Regions from separate parts of the Homo sapiens genome. Here region 2 is linked to region 1. A link is an interaction called in ENCODE POLR2A ChIA-PET data of the cell type or tissue named here. Cell type or tissue: Panc1. All regions are shown on one strand. Each heading gives the region's core, and the rest is flanking DNA. Links, peaks and the distances in the headings are about the cores only.

Region 1 (12,857 bases), core at 4,858-12,857:
AGCTTGCTTGCTTGCTTGCTTGCTTGCTTGCTTTTTTTTTTTTTGAGACAGGCCCAGGCTGGAGTGCAGTGGTGCGGTCTCAGCTCACTGCAACCTCCGCCTCCCAGGTTCAAGTGATTCTCCTGCCTCAGCCTCCCAAGTAGCTGGGATTACAGGCATCTGCTACCATGCCGGGCTAATTTTTTGTATTTTGAGTAGAAATGGGGTTTCACCATGTTGGCCAGGCTGGTCTTGAACTCCTGACCTCGTGATCCGCCTCCCTCAGCCTCCCAAAGTGCTGGGATTACAGGTGTGAGCCACCGCACCCAGCCATAGCTTTCTTACTAATTAAAAATTCCCAGATTTAGAGCCTTTGGAGCTTCAGTATGAACTAACTTCCCAAATTAAAACTGGATTCAGGTACGTCTGTTAACAGATTGGAATTCATTAAATCCCACCACAGACAAATCCTATAAAAAGTGTATATTGTTTCAAATAGCTGGAAAGGAGAGCAGCCTTCCCCATCACTCACCAGAGCTGTGGCTCACCCCAGTAGAGTCATGTTTTTAGCAAGGTTCCTGTGGGAGACCTGTTTATGAAAGTGGCATTTGTGATTCAGACTTCAGCTCCCCATGCCAGCTTCGGAAAGTCAAACAGATGTTTCCTCGTTGACTGCAGCATAGCTCATCACTTATCCCAAGAGGAAAATCAGAAGAGGCTGGGGACAAGTACAGTTCTGTCAGCCACAACCACAAGAAAATGGAGATGGAGGGTGTGTGTGTGTGTGTGTGTGTGTGTGTGTGTGTGTGTTTTGTAGATTTGATTAAATGTAAGTTTAAGTATTGCTTTATTTAAAGATAGAATGATTCATCATCTATAGAAAATTTTATCCTCTACCTAAATTTCCTTTTCTACTCCCTTTTCCCTCCCCATTTCCTGGCAAAGTTCAGTATCTTTATGGGTCTCTTTGGAGTACAATCTTTGTGCTTTTCAGTTTTGCCTTGGATTAATAGGTTGTCTGAAAGCAAAGCTTAGCTCCTGATTTGTTTTATAAGAATAATAAGACCAAAGTTACTTTTCATTCACACATCAAAACACATGCATACCAAGAAAACAAATAAAATGTACATTGAATCTCATATACCACAGTAATGTGGCCTGGGAATTAAACTCATTAAATGGATTTCAAAGAACTGGGTAGTATGTAGTGGAAAACAATTTTGCAGTAAGCCTGAACTAACATTAGGTAGAACATAGTAAGACCTCTTTATTTCTGATCTCTGTGTGTGTGTATATATATATGTATAAACATATATATGTATACATTTTGTATATATATATAAAGTAGTGTTGCTGATTTTTAAGCTAGATATCAAATGCTTTAGAAAATACAAAAAATCAATTTTAACCATTTCCATGTTTTTGTTTTGGACATTTATTAGATATAATCTTGCCTAATTGTAGTCTAAAGTCAGATTTTTAAGTTAGATAAAAAAAAAAAAGCTGATGTCTCTTTGCTTGGATTGAATTCCTCTAGTCCTAGGCCCTAAAACAGTAGAAGGGTTGCGGCTGGTTTAGAAGTTTCTCTGCAAATGTACGTCTCTGTCTCTCCCTTTCAGACACTCTCGTTTGCTCTCCTTTCTTGCTCTGTGCAAACGCAGAGTGGTGTCTGTGTTTCAGGAAAAGAATGTGTGTTAAAAGAACTAATGGTCCGACTGTCCATCAGACTGGGCAGCAATGGAGGTCATCTGGCGGTCAAAACCAAATAATTTCAGCCTGTTCCTAAAGCCCCTGAAGCTGTTGACTCGATGACTGGAGTTCACCGCCTCTTGTTGCTTCTGTATCCTCTGAAACCTGGGACCTTTTTTTTGGAGACAAGAACGGACATATTTTCTCCATAGCAACTGTGTGCACAGTGCCCACCATTCAGCATTTGCTCAGGTTAGCTTGGCTAAAGTATACAGTCAGTGCTCCCTCTTGATACGTGTCTGCCCTGAATAGAAGATAGATCAGATTCTAAACCTAGAGGCCCCCAAAATATTGGAAGAGTCAGGATACTTGTGCATGTTTGAAGCTCATTGTTATACAGAAAATTTAAATATTTAAAAATAGAAAATATTTGTCTGCTTTTATAAAGAGACCCAATGTTCTTAATGCAAAACTTTCTACAGGCACATATTTTAAGGTGACTTCCAAGTTTCCACATTCATATGGAACAGATGGGAATGGAAGTAGTTTCAGTGTGCTGACAACTCCATTAAAAATGTTTTAAAATCCATAATCCATAAATCTGAACCACATATTGGTTATACTCATAGCCCTTTCAGTATTTCTTGTACCCTATTTGTGAATACCACCACCTGCTGGTAGTTAATGACAAGCTCTCACTTTGTTTACTGAAGAATCAACCTAAAAGTCAGTATTAAGTAAAATTTAAATGTTTTTAAGTAGGTACAATTTTGAGGTGAAAATCTATTTACTGTGTTAGTTTGAAACATCCTAACCACAATTAATTTGCAAAAACTTTTAAACAGACATTTGAAAAAAAATGCACATGAAATACTGTTTTGAAATGAAAGCTATTCTTAAATGATAACAATTTTTATTATCTTTTAGCTTCTTTTTCCTTGCTGACAACATTTCAAAGTAATGTTACAGATATCCACACCTTCAAGTCTGAGTTTCATCTCTTCTACTTCTTTTGTTTGCCTGCTTTCTAAAAGAAGTGTGTGTGTGCAATGAAATACCAAGGAGGAGGGACAGGAAAGCATGGAAAATCTACAAGCTGAATAATTAAGTGTTGACTTCTGAAGATTATGTCTGTGACTGAGGGATTTACCACTCTTACTTTGGCATTGGCTCATAAAACATATGTTCACAAAATCTGTTTTATGGGCTTTTTAACAGGATAAGAAATTTAAAATTTACAACAGAATAGGAAAATCAAATCTTCATGCAATGAGATTACAATATACATTGTTTATTTTAATTGTTCAAGTTTTTACTCATCAAACAGAAATATACTATAATACTTTACAATAAAATATAATGTCACATTGCCCAAAACAGTGAATGACAGAATTTTGTGGATTAAGGATATGGATTAAGGTAATCCAAAACTGCAGTTTATTAAACTTCCCCCCCAAAAAACCATGTGTTGTTCTTATTCTGAAGCTATGCTCTTGGAGTTTTCTGGCTTTCTTAAAAATGCATCCCAGTCCAATTTTAATATATGCCTTTTGGTGAGTCATTTTTATGATCTCTTTGCTATCTACTGAGACTCTTAAAATGTACTGGTTTGAGGCCGAACTTGGACTGTGATTCCTTCTTCTTAAATATGGTCTTCTAACCTCCTGACTGGGGGCCTCCTGCAGGTGGATGATTCTCTCCAACCCTCCAATGTAAGAGGCTCTGCCGCCTCAGGTAGGCCCTCCATCTTCTTTGTAGGCAGCCACACTACTAATATTTTTAGATGTTTGCAGCATTCATGTCTCAATATGTTCAGTATTTCAGGCAATTCGAAGTTGCAGACCCTTGGCAGCAAGAAACAAACCCTCACTGAAACTTTCTTTTACTTACATAGCCTGTGCTGAGTTTTATGTGTTATCTGGAGAAGAATGAAATTGATCCAACGCCTTTCCAAGAGGAAGAATGACTTCCAGAGATTTTTCTCTCTCAGGGGAGCTTTTACAGAACTTTTTCAATATTCTTTCATTGTGTGTATGGTTTTTTCCCCCACCATAAAACAAAAGGAACCTGTAATGCCATAAGGGGGCAAGGAATAGAAAGGGTAGAAAACAACGACACCAAATCCCTTTTGATGTGGGAAACCTAAGTAACAAACTCTATTAATTAGCCTAGGAAGTTTCTTCCTGAATTTGAGAATTCTGGGTTCAGTATGGCCCTTGCTTTGGAATTTTTACAGTTTGTTCCCCCATGACTCTGATCACTGCTACCAGGCCTGAGTTATGCTTCCTGCTGCTTACATTTAAAAGGTCACCAGGACAATGACTAGGTGACCGCCCATCACACAGTCTGTGAGTACATCCTCCAATAGCATCCTCAGCGTAAAACGCCCCCTACTGCTTCCAGGATGCCAGTTCACTAATAATTCTCAGGCCTTACTCCTAGCAACCAAACTAACCCTGTAGCTCCCAAGGATTCCTGCGTATATAAGGAGAGGGTAAAGGTTGGTGCCACATTTCTTTTTAAGGCTTTATAAGGCTCTATTCAGAGTGAGTCACAGGCATGTCACTCTTCTGTTGTTCACCAAAGCATAGATTCTTTACTGTCCACAGCATTAAAGCATGGCGTATTTTGAGAGATGGTTTTAAGTCATCCTTTCAACTAATTCAGATAAACATCCTTGCAGAGCATGGCATCAGAAATTTTCCAAAAATTGTCAAGGACTGACCCCTGCCCTCCTAGGACTTGCAGACTTAGGGGTCGTTCAGATCCAAACACAACTATAATAATTCTAATTCTAAAATGTGATAATTGCTATAATAGAAGTTTTTTTAAATACTGCAGGAGAGGGAGTGATTAAATTCACATCAGGGATTCCGAACAGCATTTTAGAGTATCTGGATTTTGAGGTGAATCTTAAAAGATGAACAGAAGAAGAATGTTCCAGGCAGGGGAACAGTAGTACTAAGAACGTGGCATTTGTTTTCACCAGGTTTCTTGCATCCCTTGACCACTTGGTTGCCTTTGTTGTTAAACTGTGTGTGTGTGGTTAACCAATTAAGGAAAGGAGAAAAGCTGATTCGAGATAGTCATGGTGTGAAAAAGCTTTGATCTGGACGTTTACCTTGATTTCTTTTCACGTGGTGATTCCGATATAAATAATGTCATTAACTTCCTTTTTTTCCATCTTACAACACATTTACCTGTTTCTTTCCATGTATATTGATACACACACACACCCCTCCAGTGTTTATTCTTGGGCATTTTCCAGTTTCTAATATGATGTCCACGAGTCAAATCAATTAAATTGAACCGATAATACAACTTAATGACCCTTCTTATCTTTGCAAGTAAACTTGAGAATGGAATGAATCTAAATGCCAACTCATTAACCTTGAAAGACAATTCAGGTGGTTTTATTCTAATGTTTCTAGTGTTTGTTTATAGTTGAGCACACTTTAAATATGTCTACATTGTTTAATAGCCTCTTGTACACAATTTTTTGATGGACTCAATTGATATTCTTCATTAAAGACCAGATCCTAATAAACTCATCTCCCTTACTCTTAAATTCACATTCAAACAGGAGATTTCTTAATGGCTTCTTAAAATGCTAAGTTACTAGTTTTAAATTTATGTATTTCATGCTGCTAGCCTCGGAGTTTCTTGTCCACATCAAATTCCTAATTATTTCTTTTAGATTTGTGGGAAACAATTGTCCAACACTTCTCTCTTTTCATTTTTTTCTAATTTTGTCATCCATGCTGCTCACTTTTCATGCTATGGTTGTCTTCATTAAGAGATTGGTGGGATTTTGGTCCCTAAAGACAAATAATTTATTAGCTCTTAATGGTGATCTGGAAGGTTACATTTCAGGAAATTATTTATTTTAGTATGTTTTTAACTTGTTTTTAAGGAAGCTTCCTCCTCCTTTTACATTTCCAACTGAGAAGGGCCATCCAGAAATGTCTCCACTGCCACCTACTTGCAGTTTGGAAATTTACATGCACCTGGCTTTTCAAATAAAGCTGACCTTTTTTCCTGCCAAGGCAAGATTACTGTCAAGAAAACTGTAGGTGGCATTGTGGATTCTCCTCATGTTTTTAAAGGCATGGGTTTTGTGAAGTTGCTAGAAAAACACCTACGTTATAGGATTTTTACTAACATTCGTAGCAACAGCTTTTTCTGTAAATGTATGTCTTCTTCTATGATAATTGTATTGCTGCAAATTATGTAGGTAACAGTCTAAGTGAAAATATCATTCCTAAATGCTTTATTCATATTTATATTCGAATTACATTGCTATAGTCATAATCCTTAATAATTTCTTATAAAGCACATTATATAATGCATTCATGATTACGCTATGGAAAGCTGTTACCTAACACATTGTAAAAGGCAGACATTTTAAAAAACAATGTATGTTCCTATTTAATACAGAGAGATGAGTTATCAGACACTGTGTGTATTTGTAATTTCATAAATAATAATAAGGTATGCATAAATGGCTCTTTAATACCCAATGTTATTATGTAGAGAAGAAAGTGAACTATTCTAATATAATAATAGATATGAGAATTTTGAATTATTTTTTCTTCTTATCGTAACAGTGACCACTCTTTGCCTAATGATTTCATTTTATTGCGAATCCTCTGCTTGAAAGCTTAAAGATTTGACATTGTTCTGCACTTTTAAAATATAGGTTATTCTGAAAATCCTAGCTTGAGTCATTTTTGCAGCATGTACTGTAGAGTCCCCCATTTTAAAAAATTACGGACATTCAAGCATCTGCCTAAAATTTTAATTGTTACCCAAACATCATCTACCTCATTTTTCTCAATTTTCATACAATATAACTAGACTCAATTTTAAGTATAGTTTGGAAAGTATTAATCATTCTGAATCTGATAAATTATTTGGATCACATTGTAGGTACAGGTACCTACATATGAAAACATGATTAGTGATGAGAAATATTTTATTCTTTCTCATGAATGCAGAGTTAGGAGTTCAGAGTACAGGCCTGGTCCTTCTCCAGAACCATTCAGTACTATCTAATTTCCCATCTATACAGTTTGTCCCTAAGTGACATTTTAAAAGCAGCTGTAACTTTATGGTTTTTTATGTTCAGTGACTGTAGAATGCTTGTCTGAAGTAAAACAAGTCTTTGCTGTGTGTTCCATAGCTGGTACACAAGCAGTATTATGTTTGTACTTTTAAACAACTTCTAATGTAATCTGATTTCATTTGTATGCTACACACCCTTTTTAAGATTTTTTAAAATCTCATCTAGAGAAACTGCAAGTCATTTAAGTTTCCTTAACGGCACCAGTAATGTATATAAATCTTGTTAACATGCAGTGCATTACAGAGTGGAGTGGCATTAAAACTCTTGTTGCACAGTCATGCTTTAAGGAAGGCTTCCAGATCCTGAGATAAACTGTGTGCTTGGTGAATCCACTTCATTTGAAAGTGACTAGAATATAATTTGTCTTATAAGGACAATCTTTTCACATAATATAGAAACCAGGTGAGTTCTTGTTAAGCATATGGAAATCTGCACACACATGAAATAAAGTTTTATATTTTGTATCTTCTCTGTTAAATGCAATAGAAGAACATTTTGGACTTTGTGGGAGACTTAATTTATGGATGTCATTCAGGTGAACAGAGATCTTTGAAATTTCAGTATCAAAAGCACCATCAGAGGACTGTCCTTTTGGGAATACTGACAATTTGCTACCTAAGAGCATCACTTTAACTGGCCTCGAATCCTGACTTTTTTTTGTTGTAGGATGATAAAGCACTAGTGTGTCATGATGCGAGCTTTTTGCTGGAACTTGGTGCAAGAAGACAGGTGGGCCAGAAGGTGATTGTCCTCAGCAGATTTCTAATGTTGGGTCGCTTTTCTCATCCATGTGGCCCATTCTCAAAGCTGCTCTTCCTTTGTGAGCAAATCAACCTCTTGCATGCATTCAGGAGATATATGAACAGCTTCAGAGGCTCCAACTATCAGCTTCTCTTCTACTTCAGGAAATGAAGAAGCTGCATACACTACAGTTATTTTTAAAAGACTAATAACTTATAGGTCATGGTAGTTTTTTTCTATAGTGTTATTACCATTATTATCTTCTACAGCAGTAAAAATTGATTGTTGAGATGAGCAGTGTGAGAGACCCTCAAATTCAGGCACCAGGACTAAATCTCCCATCTAGATAACCAAAAAAAAAAAAAAAAAAAAGAAAGAAAGAAAAAAGAAAAGAAAAGAGTATATTAAGCTGCTAACCATCTTCCTTCTTTGTAAGTTTCCGACAAATTTTCTGAATGTCCATGGATGTACCACAATACATCCTTCAAAGTGAAGCTGCATTTTTAAGTTATAAGTCTTAAGTCTGTGACCATCTGTCACCTGTTTTGGTCCTCTTTACCATATTTGCATTACTGCTATAATTATAATACCTTCACACATAGCTCCACATGTAAGATTTGTGTTTGTAGTAAACTGGCTAAATACTGTTTGGATACATACTTGGGAATCCAGGTAAATGTGAAAAAGGCCAATTTTTTTAACCCCAGAATATGTTAACAGAAAATACATCTAGCGGTTAAAATGGAGAACAGTAAGTCAGGAATCCTTCAGTTTCATAACCTCAAGCTACAGTCAGTACTTTCTAGACTCTGTAGGTAATGAGACTTGTTTTTAAAAGTTAAGATAGACCTTTTAAAATACAAAAAAAAAAAATTTTAAATGACAGTAAGCTAGGCTCTCATACAGTTGTGAGGCTTAAACATTTGAGATTATCAAAATAACATTGTGTGTTTTTTCATCTCTTTATTGCATATTAGTTCTTTAGTATCATCCTTGTGCTTAATCAAGTAGACATGTGAACACTTAAAACCTCTTTGACTTTAGGGGGTATTTTGCATCCTTCTAAAATCACAAGAGCATCAGCAGTGTTTGGACCAAGTGACTATTCCATCTTAAGATGTGGCCACTCTCCCCTCCATATTGAGATGTATTTCACCATCATTAATAATGCATCATCCACATACCATTTCTAGAAATATTTTTTATTTATAGCTTAGCTTCTTCCTTCCTTACCTTCAATTGCCAAAGGAGCCCTCAGAGCCTCCTGTCCCATTTTTACCTTCCTTCTCTCCTTTCATAGGCAATGTCCTTTACAAGACTTTCTCAGCACTGATAAACAGATCAGTCCTGCTCCTTCATGAATCAAATTCTCCACAGAATAAAGGGGAATTTCTCTGCATGAGGCTTTGTACACTACCTCACAGCTATCCTGAAAACTAGGACTAGGATGCTGGTGGAGTCTAGTCTCCTTCATTGTCAATGTAACAGTGTGACTCCGTGATGCCACAGACTAAAAGGAACATTTGCTCTTCGGGGCCCTGAAAATATTTTTGTTTCTTTTTATTTGTAGACTTGATATTTAAAAGTATCTTTTGGCTAACCACTTTCACCTTTAAATATTTCATTTTTATTAATAGTTATTTTCAAATAAGAATGTCAATTATAATTAACAATTTTTTCATCATTCAGTCTGTATGTAATATCAGACCATTAATAAAGTTTACATGGGATTGATTTACTTGAATTTTTCTCTCTTACACTACTCTCTGGACCTTTTTGCCCTAGTTCTATGTGTGAACTCCTCACACACACACACACACACACATTTTGGTAAACTGAAGAATGCACATTATTAAGAAGAGAAGCCAGTGAGAAAGTGACAAATGCATGGGGATGACAAGGAAGGAGGAAACCATGCTAAGTGTGGCTATTTTATAACCTTATTTATATTGATTTAAAAATGCATCTTTGCAGAAGCCTTTTTCCTTTGCTCTTTCGGCTGCTAAACTGAAGAAGGAGAAACCAATGATAGCCAGAGTGTTAAGCAGAGAGCAGACGGTAGTGATTTAGTAAATATTGCAGTGTCAGTTTTATTTCATTTATACAATTTATTTCATTGAGAAATATTGGGTAAAATAGATTTCCAAAACAAACGTTATGACTTATATTCTCCTAGGGTGAACAGACTGCATTTTTCATAAGCTGAGGCTGCAGATCTCTTCGAAGGAAAAATTATGGGGGTTGATATTACAAACCTCCTAGATAGCTCTTAGGTGTAGATTTTGAGGTAGTAAGACTAGAATGTTTGAATATTGTGGGATGATTGTAAAACAAAAACTATAATCTCTAGCCACGTTTTGTTTAAGTTAGGGAAAACTTTAACCTTCAAATTTTTTACTGGAAAATTAGTTTCTCTGCCAGATTACATGATTATCAATGTTAGGGGAATCATTTTGAATGTAATAATTATAGAGAAAGGTCAAGATTTTTAAAAATCTATTATATTGTATCCTGTTATACCATATTCTTTATCCTAATGTGCAGTACAACTATATGTAAATATATATATATACATATATATATATTTAGTTAGTACTGGTGCAGAAAGGAAAAAAATCCTTTTTTATGTGGCTAAGAAATAAAAAAAGAACTTGCCTATAAGTAGCAGTGCAAAATGGGAGACCCAGAAAGTAGTGGAGGTCACCTTTAATGAGTGCAAACAGATGACTGCAGTCTCCACTCTTAGACATAATTCTGATTTAAGATCCAGTCATTTTGTCTGGCTTGAATTTTAATTATATTCTGTTAATTAAAAACAAGATAAGCCCAATAAGAGGTTTCAGACTCTTTTCCTCTTCCTTTCTTCACCAAGTATGAGCTTATCACCATCTGCCTTTCACTAGGTCCCTCTGTCTCTCCTGTGATGACGTTCAGCATTTGAAGGAGGAGTACTAGCCCATCCAGGGGAGGAGCTTCTGATTCATTTCAATGTGTAGAGAAGTTTCCATGAAAGGGAAAGAAGAAATCTCAACAGCTTACCCAAAGGAAAAAAGAAAAACAAAACAAAAGCCCAAGCTATAAGAAAATTCAAGTGCTCTTGGGATCATATCATAGATTTTCAGACCATTGCTGATGATGTTAGAATTGTATTTGCTTGTATTATTGAAGTTTACATCCTTATTGCTTGGAATTTGCAGAATTTTATGGTATTTCTAGGTGACAGAAGTATAAGAGAATCCTTGTCACTTAAGCAGGAATAATAGTATGTTTAAGTTAAATAAATCTACTTTTCTTCTAAGACAACATACAGAAGCAACTTTACATCTTGCATCTAGTAGGCGTTCAGTAAATATGACAGAATGAATTAATATTCCATGAACACCATTGAAAAGCTAATGTGTTGTCAAAATTCTCTAAAATAACATGGCTATAATATATTGTAGTGTGGACTTAAGTAATTCTTTTGTTTCTCTTTAACAATACATCTATATATATGTGCACTTGGGATTTATACTTTATTGCCCATGCAGACATGATTGCTTATACTATGTATCAAGAAACTAGTTTAAATTTCTCAAACATTTATGTCATATGTGGAAGGCAAGATTTAGAGATTTAAATCAATATGTTCAGTAGCAGTAAATGGCAATTAATAATGTGCAAATTTTGCATATTCCATTCTAGCTTTGTGATTAGGAGTGAAAGTTACTTTACACATTGCACATTATGAACTGAAGGGGGAAAAAAGGAAAAGAAAACATCTCTTGAAGGAAGTTTCTCTTACCAAAAGTTTTCCTAGTGTTATTTTTATAGCCGAGTGAGAGAGAATTTACAGGGAGTTGAAATCACTGAAGCTAATTAGTTGAATGGCCCTATTATTTATCCAGGGACACGTAGTACAATAATTGCTATTGCAGGTTTGAAGCATCTCAGGGATATTAATTCCAGAGCTTTCATGTCATCTCAGTACAGTAAAACTTCCTAATGGCACCCTGAAGGTGCATAATCTCATTTTAAAACTACTTTTTCTTATTTTTTTCTGAAGGAACTGGCAGAATCTCCTTCCATAAAAGCTGAAAAAGGGGAAGAACTCATAATATTTTCCTCATAAGAAAGCAGTTATATTTTCTTCTTATTATTATTTTTTACTGTGTGACCTTTCCTGCCTTCTGATGAGGGGTTTGCTATGGCACTTTATCAAAAGTTTATCTGAACTCTGGTCCTTTCCTCCCCTTGGTGGCAGCCAGAGCATCTCTTGATCTCTCAGAGAGAGATAAGGAAGGCATGAGGTGGCATTGGCTCTGGTCCCTTCCACAGTCGTATAGAAGAAGAGGTCTATTACAGAACACAGCAGGGTCCAGGTTCAGTGGGGAGAGATGAGTCCGGCACCTATGCCTAAGAGAAGTATCCTGTAGCCATCCTAATCCGTACCTAATTTGGATTCCCTTGGAGAAAACAACAACCATAATATCTCTATAAAATCACACCAAGAAATGCCACGTGTAATTTTAGAGAGAAATGAAGCCATTGCTCATAAAACTGCTAGCACTGTCTTGAGTCAAGAGTAGTGTGGATTGTTTGGCAAATATCCCATGCTCATCTCTGGAAAACCATCTCTGTTCTTACATTTATCTTTCCTTCTCCCTCCTTCCCCTTGCTTCTTAATTCTAGGCCTTGCCACAACTTGAAGGCCCAGAAAAAGACTCAGAAAAAAAGAATCCAAAGTTTTAAGGGTTAGACTTCTAAGTGTCCCCCTGGAATCTTAGAGGGGACTCGTAGAAACCATTTCATCCTTGCCTCAGCCTTAGCCTCTCTTTATACTCCCACCTTGCAAATCTCCAGAGAAAGATTGACAGCCCCCCTTTAGTAAGAGCTAGGATGGCTCACAACCTGAAACCTATCATGCTTACTTCATGTTGCAGTTCTTTAAGTGAAGAGTGACCAGAGGACCACAGTGACATGTTCCCACTGGGGACCAGAATGATGTCACTCAATCTGTGGTCTTAAAACCTAGACAACAATTTGTATCCAGTTTTCAAAATCTGAAAAGCAAATACAACTCTTACTATGCCATTAAACCCGAGAGAAGTTCTATAGCATCTACTCCAGCAATAAAGCAGCAGAGACCTCCAGGGAAGCTGATGCAATTAGGAAAACTTGACTTAAGTACAGTATATAAATCAAAGTTCCTCCCTCATATTGGCTGTGGTTGTAAGTAGCTGGATCTGTACACACATGAGCACATACACACACACACACACACACACACACACACACACACACACACTAGCTTAGAGCTTTGGCCATTTTTATCACACAGTCT
Region 2 (10,687 bases), core at 1,304-9,303, 82 kb after region 1:
TGACTCCCCAAGTTGTGGTTCCCAGTGCAGACCCACTATCTTGCCTGGGAGTGTGGGGATAAAAGAGCCTACAGAGGAGAAAGAAGAAGAAGATATTTATGAAGTCTTGCCAGGTGAGAAATTTTGTCCTCTGATTATCTTATGCTAGTTTCAGAAATTCATGACCTGGTGGAAGAATAATAACTTTGAAAATTCCAAAGGAAGCCAAATCTAACCCTCATCCTCTGAAGGAGATAATGTGGGACGCTTTATGAGATTGTAGGGAAGTGGGTAATGAGGCTCTGCCTTGCTCTGGGAGCAAGAAGAATTTGATTAATGAGTGTCTTCTATCCATGCCATGTGAAGTAACTTTTTACATGTGTCCACCAGGTTAAAGAGTCAACAATACTTACGTTGGTTTTTATTGGTTTATTGTGAGTTTTGGAATGAGTCATCAAAATTCTCTAGTTTCAACTTTTTGGTGTGTAGTTGTGAGAATAATGGAAAATCGCTTCAAAATTATGAAGGATTTCAAAACTCTGAAATATGCAAATGCTGACCAACCTTTCTAGTAATACCTTGATAGACCAAACCTTGATAGTAAACCTTGATAGAGAACAACTCATTATTACCTAGTTCAGATATACCATGAATCAAATCACATCTCTTAAAAATAACCCTAACATGTTTTATCTGCTCATCATTACAGCAGGTCTACTCAATATATTTCCTTTCTTCCAAAGGCATGAAAACTAGCATCTCAAAAAATGTATAGTCATCACTGCTTCTGCATAGCCATGTCTGGTGGGGATAACAGCAGCTGGTGAATGGTGCAAAGCTCAGTGGGGGTCAGACAGTGGAGAACCAAAGCCTGAGCCTTTTAATTGTGAAGTAGTTAGACCACAGGAACGCTAATCTTCAAGTCCATTCAGAAAGATCATTCCTATGGAAATTTGCCAGGAGTTCAGTGCTCTGCTGAGAAATTCAAGTTAAGCCTAAATTTATAACAATTTAGATCCCAGATGAACCCAGATGAACCTCAATCCCAGATGAACCTAAGAGCTAAGGTGAATCTAACACTCAAGTCCCTGAAGACAGGGCTGGTTGCTGAAAGCATCATCAGTAGGCAACTTGCATTTCAAGGCTTCCTAAGAAGAGCGTCCAACCCTCTCCACACTGCATTCATCTCTTCCTGGGGAAGAAGCTACGTCTTTGCTTCCTGAGTCAAGTGGCAGGACTGTGACCACATGTCCCTGCCCTGCTGGGGACTTCACCCACCCTCCAAGGAGAGCCTGCTTCTTCTCCTAGCACTTCCAGCCTCTACCAGTCCCGACTTCTCCAGCCTTTTTGTTGTGTTTTATTATGCAAATGATATCTTGGTTGAGGTCGAGCCATTTCTTGTGTCTGACGTTAAAAAAAATGATAATTTCCTCAGCAAGTCATCGTCGTTAATGAAGTTTTACAAAAACAGATACAACCAAAGGAAAATAAAATTTCACAGGTGATAAATTTTTCCAATTTCCCTGGCAGAATTCGATAGGATTGTTAAATTAAGAGTGAAGGTGTCTGTTAGAAAGCAACGAGCAGTGATGGGTAATTTTATAGAGTGGAAAATTGAATCAAATTGCTACATTAAAACACAGCTCCTCTGAGAATCTTCCCTTTCACAGTCGGCTCCATTGCAACAGCAGGGTGCAGAAATGGATCTAATTCACAATACTCCCTAAAAGGAGATGCATTCCCCAGCTTGGCCAGAATCTTCCTAGTGAGCTCACATTCTGCTCACTCCTGCCCAGGCTTGGGGAAATATCCGGGTGACACTCCACTTTGGGTTACAACTGTGGAAGAATGCTCTGGGAAAACCTCAGTGAACCTTCTCGGGTGGAAAGAAAGGGCCTTTTTCTGCACCATGTTTCGTTTTCAAAGGAGTCGGGGGGCGGGGGCTGATGCTTAGAGACACAGAGCAAAGGTGAATAAAGAGGAAGAGTCCTCAAAAAATAAGATGAGTTTGGGACTGTCACCTTACCCCAGGAGTGGGCAATGAAGGTATGATTGGCTTCCTAATGACCATCTTTCTCCTGCCTCCTAAACTCCTCCCCTTGGCCAATGCAGCACCGCCCAGAGTATCAGGGCATTTTTCCAAAATTTACACCAGCTGGTATGTTGGAGTGGCCCCAAGGGCATGAAGACTCATCTGTAGGTACATTTAACCTCTATCCACAACAGCTGCCCATTGGAAGTGAGGAAGGCCACACAGTAGGAAATCCAGGATCTCTTTCTGCAGGTTAGGGAAACAACAGCTAAACTGCACCTAGTTTCCAAAGGACAACACTGTACCCAGCCAACAGGTTCTTTCCCATAAGCCTCTATCCATCACAGTTCTTAGAGTCAGAGTTGGAGGTGGGATATATTGGCATTTAATTATGATATGAATATTTCAGCCACAAGTTTCCATCACCCAGCTTCCTGTCCACTCCACTTAGCTGTTGCTTCTGAACTTGCTGTTTGAATTTTGCATAGTGCCACACCTGGAGAAATTAAGAAGGGAATGTGAGGGGGCCTAACACTGTCTCCTTTCTGCTGCCCTCTCATAAGACCATCTACCAAGCAGCGGCACATGAGACAGCAATGGTATCCTAGGCACAGATACTAGCTCTAAATCAGGATGGATTTGCTCTGCCACCTGCTAGCTGTGAGATCTTGAGCAAGTTACTTGCCCTCTCTGTCTGATTGTATTACCTGCAAAACAGGGAAAACAATAGTAGCTGTCTCAGATGGATGTGCTGAGGAGTCTGGAACTGACATGTGTAAAGTTCTTAGCACAGAACCCTGGCAAACAATGGCATACAGTGAGTACTCAGTAAATGCTGGCTGTTATTAATGTGATGGTGTTTAAACAGGAAGTGTTACCTCCTTGAAGAACTGGGGATGGTTAGGTCCCTGCCCTCTCGAACCAGACCTGAGACAGTCCAGTTGGTTATTTCCAGCTATGTGTATGGAGCAGGTGAAACTGAAAATCCTGAGCAGATGGAATGTGGAGTGCACCTTCTGCTCAGGCCCATTTTGACTACGAGGCCAGGTGCTGGGTGGAGGGACAGCCTACAGTAACATTGGATTGTGCTAACATTGCATACCCATCAAGAGTCAAATGATGTGGGCCTCTAACATTTGTTTCCTTATAATAGGTAAATGTGCTTTGTGGAGGATATTTAACATTGACGGTTCTGCTAATCCTCCCTTTTGGGATGGGGCCCACACAAGCCCACACTGTCTCTATAGGGAAAGCCATGTAAGTGAGACCTTCCTTCCAGAGTATAATTTAGATGGGCTTCCTAATAGGGAGAAAAGTGTATGTAATACATACCAAGTCAATAAAAAATGTTTTTTTGTAATCAAAATAACGCATGGGTCATCACATTAAACTCACTCCATCACATTAATCATGGGATAATTAGCATTTGCTATGTGGCTAGCACTCTTCTCCCCTTGAGGGAAAACCAGAGCCCTCAAGGTTTTCAGCCAGGCCACAAAAACGTTAGTCCTGGAAAATATGGTTTCAAGGTTGGTATCTGGTGGAATTTCTGAACATCCGTGTTGAGCATATGTGGGCCCTTGATTTTTTTAGGATCTCATTTGCAGTAGATTAAACTGCAGGGAACTACCACAAAGAAATGCTAAAGCAATATGTAGAAAATGGAGGCTTTTCTGAGCCCTCTCTCACCACCACCACCACCACCACCGAAGTTATTTTACAGGCCAGCATAGGCCCAGCTCCATGATTCAAGATTCCATAAAAGGACAACTTTTGTCAGGTTTCGCTTTGTCTGAGGTCTCAAGGCTGGGATCCAGCAAGACGTCTGAGACCATTGAAGTGCTGTAACTGGGGCCTTGTAGCAGCTGCAATGGCAACGGAATCTGGCTGTGTTCTCTAGAGAGATTTCAGAAGAGCAAATGGAAAGAGAGATGACGAGCCATCTTTGGGAATTTCTGTGCACATTCCAATGCTGCCCACACTGCCCCAGGGTGTTATTATAAACCTAGAAACCAGATTGCTTTAAAATAAAGCATATAACTGAGTTTTTAAAATTTTGAGTCAAATGGAAACAAGCATTCTGTGGAATTATTTTTCCCCCTGTACAGTTGTTCAGACCCACAGGAAGGGGGAACAGTGAAGATAAGAAGTCTAAGGAAATGAAACAAAATAGAGACCAAAAATACAAAGTTTATGAAGAAAGAGCATCAGGGAAGAGTCAACACCAACATCAGGCCTCCTCTGAACTTCTGGCCTTTTCTCTGTCTTACTCCCATGCCCACTGAGCCCCAGCCACACAGTGCTGCTTGGCCAGCACCAAAACTAGAATCATGTTGTTTCTTCTACCTAGACCATCCCCCTGATCTCAGCCTGTGAAATCATACACATTCTGCTCAAATATGTCTCCTCAGTGACACCTTCCCAGATACTCAACTGGAATTAAGCTTTGTTTTAGCCCTCACCAGTGATTTGTATTCAGGTCTTTCTCCCCAGTTAGTAGATGCTTAGGTATTATTTGTGAAGTTAAATTCAGTGCATTCCAAGTGTTGCAGTTAGCACAAATTGAGTTTAATATCTTATACATCAAGCCCATATCACTGAAATAGGATGCGAATATTTTGAGCTAACAGTTGAGATAACCAAATACACAACAGAGAATTAAATGTGTTATTAGCATCTTGCTTGTATTTTGCATGTTGTCTGATGAGGTGCTATACATCCGTGGATTTATAACATATCTGTGCATGCGGGGGAGCAGTTTATTTCTACTTTTCTGCATGTCCCCTTTGCACCTTGAGTCTATCTGTATTTCTGTTGCATCTGTCACCACAGCACCTTGACATCTGGTTGCACATTTACACAGTTGGCATTTTTTGAAGCTTTTATCACTTTCTTTATTTGGGGAAGTAACTGATTTCCCCTCTTTCTGATTTAGTCATTTTTTTCTAATGTTATTCTTTCTGATATCAGTGTAGCCAATGTCAGAGGAGTGTCAGAGCAGCACTTCAGAAAATAGCCAGGTGTCATGAGAAGCTGCTGGCTCCTCTCTGTCCCTCTGAGGTGGATTCAGTGTCCTATTCCTCTCAGCCTCTCATTAGTGTCCCTGACATTGTGCCAAGAATGTTTATTGAAATCGACTCTCCAGATACTGATGCTCATTTGTGATGCCCCATGGTTCTCTTACATGTTCACACAGTTAACAGAATCTTCTTCAACTGTTTTCCCAATTGAGATGAGATATTTGGGGATCAAGTAGAGCATTTAATGTGATAAGTGGACAGTAATCTTTAGAGGTTAATTTGTTTAAAACCTATGTAAGGTTGGGGTCCCATATGCCCTGTTAGGAGCAAGGACCATTATAATCCATTACTGTTTAAAGTTGAGCTAGCACATAAATTTTAATTCACTCTTAAATGAAGATGTATTTCAGTAGACATAATGCTGAAATGCCTAATAATATTCTTATAAAGAAATTCAACAAGCTCTTTAGCCTAAAAAATATTTTTCAAAATAGTCTCTTAAAATTAAAGTGTCACATTAAAGATTAATAAAAATGAGAACTTTAGCTATTTAACCCACCCCTTCTTGTGAGCAACAAGACTTTTTTTCTGTTGCCATATAATAGTTGTCTTTGACTCTGGGGTTGCAAAGACACCTGTTCAGTTTCATGGAAAGATCTGAGATAACTTGTATGCCTATTTGTATTGTGCCCTCTGAACCTAGGGAGGTGTCTAGGGGTGTAATTTTCACAACCAGCTGTGAATGGTGTTTTCCTTCACTATGTGACAGTGCCCCCTACCCAGTCTTCCAAAGACCCCAGAGGCATAGCGCCAAGCCCATCAATGGGAAGGCTTCTTGATTTGAGCCTACTTTCAGCCACCTGGGAAGGACGGTGTTAGATAAAACAGATGTGGGGATTGGAGCTTCCCCGTTTACATCCATCATCGTAGAGCTTAGTAATGGCGGTGAATGATATAAAAGCTCTATAGCCAATGTTTTTTTTTTCTTTCTAGTTGATTCCAAAAGTGCAGTGGAAATCAAGAGTAACTGGTCTGGAACTGAACTGCATAGAACACATTTCTATTGTTCCATCTTTGTATTATGACTAGATTAAGTGCTGTTGCCCAAAAGAATAAAGGAATTAAGTTTTAGTTTTCATTTTTATCATTGCAAATACATTTACATTCTCCTATTTTACAAATGCAAAGAGCAGGCAAGCCACTTTCAATAATTTATTTTAAAATCAATGCTAATGAGGTTATGTCTCGTCAGTGGCCGAGTTTTACAATAAAGTCTGATTTATTTAGAAAAGATCTTTGGTGAAGCTTCCCATCTAATGGTGGTGGGAAGGAGGTGGAGTAGCAGCACTGTGACCCTCCAACTTCGGATCCAATTTGTAATTCACAGTGGAGATCTGACCCAATTTACATTGATTAGAATTGGGAGGAAGAGACAGCTGCGCACAGACAGCAGAGGTAGAATAAACCTCTGCAAAAGTGCCTAAGCACAGCAAATTATTGGTCTTTGTGATGGAGTTGTTTGATATCAACAAAAGAGCTGCTCTCTGTCCAAATTATTGGGTATCTCTAAAACTGAGGTTGTACCAACTTTTCCTCTAATGTTTCCAATCCTAAAATTAGTCCCATGTCAAAAAAGAAATGCATCATAGCTGAGAAAGGAAGGAAGTGGACGAGTAACGAGAAGACAATGTGCAAAGAATGTTTAATGTGGTTTATTTCAGCATGATCTGTTTCCTATATTTGATTTCACTCCTCCATTAGCTTAGGTTGTTTTATTCCTCGTGGTAGGGTTGAGGGAGCACTACAGGTGTCAAGTAGAACATTCTCTGCTGCTAGATCATACATGGCTATAAGAACTGTTGAGTCAAAGTGCTCCTTTTCCCATACTATATTGTAGGGCATATATATATATATTTTATTTCCCAGAGTATCCGTCCTTTTTTTTTTTTAGAGACAAGGTCTCGCTCTGTTGCCCAGGCCCAGGCTGGACTGCAGTAGCGCAATCATGGCTTACTGCAGCCTCAAACTCTTGGGCTCAGGCAATCCTCTTGCTTCAGTCTCCCAAGTAGCTGGAACTACAGGTGTGCATCACTGTGCCTAGCTAATTTTTATTTTTATTTTTTATAGAGACAGGGTCTTGCTCTGTTGTCTATGCTGGTGTCTAACTCTTGGGCTCAAGTGATCCTCCCATCTCAGCCTACCAGAGTGCTGGGATTACAGGCATGAGCCACCACACCTGGCCATATCAGTCTCTTTCTTACTTGAAATCAATTACTCCTTTAATGCTTTATAGTATTCTAATATATTTTTATGCTGCTCCTTCTTACCTATGAGCTTGGAGCTTACTTCCCCAGTTTGGCATACCGGAACTCATATTGCCCTATAAACATTACATTTAAAAAAAGAAAGAGAAATGTCAAAGTTTCATTTAGTGGCAAAACTATGGAGAAGCAAGACAAGCAAATGTCATTAAGACTCAGGAGAAAGGAAAGTAAATGTGGCCAGGAGGAGCTGAGTATTCAGCCCTCAAAACATTGCTTACTATACCCTATCTACTGTGCATATGTGTGTATATATGTGTGAGTGAGAGAGTGGGAAAAGAGCATGGTGGTAGTGAAAAGAATAACGAGTGTATTTTTCTTCACTTTGCCCCATGTATAAAATAGCTAAATATGATTCTGGTACACATATTTACATTATAAGGGTCCAATTCCTATTTTATCGGGTAATGTGACGAGATGAAACCGGTTAATGGGAGTAAGAAACTTAGGCCAATTATGTTATGACTTTGACCGTATAAACATTTGACTGGAGTTAGACACTGGCATTGAGTTAGAACCCATTGTGAATCTACGGCAATTAATTAAAAGACCATTCCAGCTACCCTCAGGAGCTTATACTCTAATGAACAAGACATGCTGAATAAAAACAGTAAAAAGATAACTACAAGCCCCAAGTACTAGGAACATAAAATTATGTACATGACCAGCCTCCATTACAGCTGAACAAAGATGGATACATTAAGGATTAAGGACTAATTAATCAAAGAGGGTTTTTTGTTTTTTGTTTTTTCCCCAGGACAGAGTCTTGCTCTGTCACCCAGGCTGGAGTGCAGTGGCACAATCTCGGCTCACTGCAACCTCTGCCTCCTGGATTCAAGCAATTCTCTTGCCTCAGCCTCCTGAGTAGCCGGGGTTACAGGCGCCCGCCACAGGCCCAGCTGATTTTTGTATTTTTAGCACAGACGGGGTTTCACCATGTTGACCAGGCTGGTCTCCAACTCCTGACCTCATGATCTGCCCGCCTCGGCCTCCCAAAGTGTTGGGATTACAGGCATGAGCCACCGCACCCAGCCAATCACAGAGGGTTGTTCACACACACACACACACACACACACACACTCTAACATCCTAACTCTAGAATGCTTAAAACTAGAGAGAATGCTTGCATAGAGATAATAATTTTGAAGAGAATTCCAGAGGGAAGGAGAAATGGAGTTTGAGGAAAAGGATTAGGATTCTGGTGATAGACATCTAAATAATCCAATGGACTGGAAGCTCCACAAGGGCAGGAACTCTGACAGTCTTGTTTATTGCTTGTCCCCAGTTCCTAGTGCAATGTCTTGCATGTAATGAGCACTTCAACATGCTTATGAATAAATGAAAGGGAAGGGAAGGAGAGGGCCAGTTTGAAGGTGACAAATTAATATTTTTTTTAAGAACACAGTAATTGCCAGGCACGGTGGCTCACGCCTGTAATCCCAGCACTTTGGGAGGCCAAGGTGGGCGGATCATCTGAGGTCAGGAGTTTGAGACCAGCCTGATCAACATGGAGAAACCCCATCTTCACTAAAGATACAAAATTAGCTGGGCATGGTGCTGTGAGCCTGTAATCCCAGCTACTCGGGAGGCTGAGCTACTCGGGAAGAATAGCTTGAACCCGGAAGGTGGAGGTTGCAGTGAGTCAAGATCACACCATTGCACTCCAGCCTGGGCAACAAAGAGTGAAACTCTGCCTAAAAAAAAAAAAAAAAAAAAAAAAACAACAGTAATTAAACTTTCCTTAAAGAAGAGAGTATGATGAGCTCAGAGAAAGGGGACCTTTCCGTATAAGGAACATGAGACTGACTGGCTGGACGCAGTAGCTCACACCTGTAATCCCAATACCTTGGGAGGCCAAGGAGGGTGGATCACCTGATGCCAGGAGTTCAAGACCAACCTGGCCAACATAGTGAAACCCCATCTCTACTAAAAATACAAAAATTAGGCGTGGTGGTGGGCACCTGTACTCCTAGCTCCTCAGGGGGCTGAGGCAGGAGAATCCCTTGAACCCCAGACGTGGAATTTGCAGTGAACCGAAAATCGTTCCACTGCACTTCAGCCTAGACAACAGAGCAAGACTCTATCTCGAAAAAAAAAAAAAAGAACATGAGACTGTGAACCACTAATTGCTAATACTGATCATTTATCCCCCCAGATGAAGAGCATGATCTAGAAGAGGATGAGAGTGGCACTCGACGAAAAGGAGGTATAAGAGCTTCTAAATGCACAGGCACTGGGTAGGACATTATGGGCTTCTGATTAGAGAAAGCACCTTTCTCTGAGACTACAAAAATTACTGAACTCAATAATTAAGAGGGTACCTGTGTGTGAACCCCAAAGCCCTAAATAAAGTGACTGGGTAGGGAAATACCTAAACTTTAAAAGCAGCCATACATTCACTTTAATTAATGTTCCCAGAACAGCCAAGATTTATCCTAGAGCGGGTGGGAAGCCAAACCAGACATTTATTTTTTCCTATCAATATTTCTTATATCAGTACAGTGAAAATAGAATTGCCTCATCTCTAAGAGATCAGAGGATTGAGAATGGAAAGAATGGAAATGTCTCCTCTCTGAGAGGCCCGGAGATTGCAAGTTCAGAGGGGAATGGAAATGTGTCAGATCTGAAAAGTGAACACAGGGTGAAAGATAAAATTCCTTGGTGATGCTGACTTCTGATAGCCTGGTTTGATTCCAGGCACATTTGGAAATGAATATGTAACAGGTTTGTTGAATATAAAATTACATCTTATTCATCCCAGACTGTTAACCATGCTTCAGGCTGTTAGTGAGCCCATCCTTTCTAAGGTCAGATGCCCCTCTGAAGCCTCCTTAAGTGGACCAAGGACCTATTCCATGGTTGTCAGTAAAGGAATGCTGCACATTGCAAGGGCCACCTCAAGGACATTCGTTCCGTCGGCAGAGCCCTAATCATGACTGATTTAGATACTGGCTGATATTTTTCTTAGGGAGTCTATGAAAATCTTAAGCCTAGGAATTCTTGCCCTCTTTCCCTCCCTGCTCCTTCTCCATTATCTAGCCCTGTCTTTTCCTATTCTCCTCTCTCCTTTCCTTGTGCTTTTTCTTCTCTCCTTATCCATCCAGCAAAACCCCCATTTCTAGGTTCATTCTCTACAGAAAGTGAATACTTAAAAGGTTCAGGACCCAACTTCCTAAGGGTCCAGCTTCTCCCAGGGAAGAGAAGAGACAACGAAGATGCAGCCTCAGAAGTCATGCGCCAAAGCAGGAGAGAAAGAAAGCAGTGGAGGCGGGTGTGATGCACGGATGTGAGTGTAGCTGCAAGTACCTCATGATAGTGAACACATGTGATTAGGT

The links. Peaks named below come from ENCODE experiments on the same cell type or tissue, not always from the same donor. Only the 100,000 strongest peaks of a DNase experiment are listed, where the experiment ranks them.
Region 2: POLR2A ChIA-PET joins it to region 1 with 11 read pairs; 3 of 35 experiments call an interaction of 5 or more read pairs at or near these places.

The regions. Positions count from the first base shown.
Region 1 is chr17:48,252,678-48,265,534 of GRCh38, reverse strand. The region is part of intron 4 of SKAP1 (src kinase associated phosphoprotein 1); the gene reads left to right. Among named protein-coding and RNA genes, the nearest start is that of SKAP1-AS2, 35 kb to the left of the region's middle. In Panc1, for the core only: CTCF peaks have their summits at 5,457 and 5,657; no DNase peak of the experiment used is centred there; H3K27ac peaks cover 1,976 bases.
Region 2 is chr17:48,169,480-48,180,166 of GRCh38, reverse strand. It overlaps SKAP1 (src kinase associated phosphoprotein 1), which reads left to right. Exons shown (of 13, transcript NM_003726.4): 9 at 1-113; 10 at 9,508-9,558. Among named protein-coding and RNA genes, the nearest start is that of MIR1203, 18 kb to the right of the region's middle. In Panc1, for the core only: no CTCF peak of the experiment used is centred there; no DNase peak of the experiment used is centred there.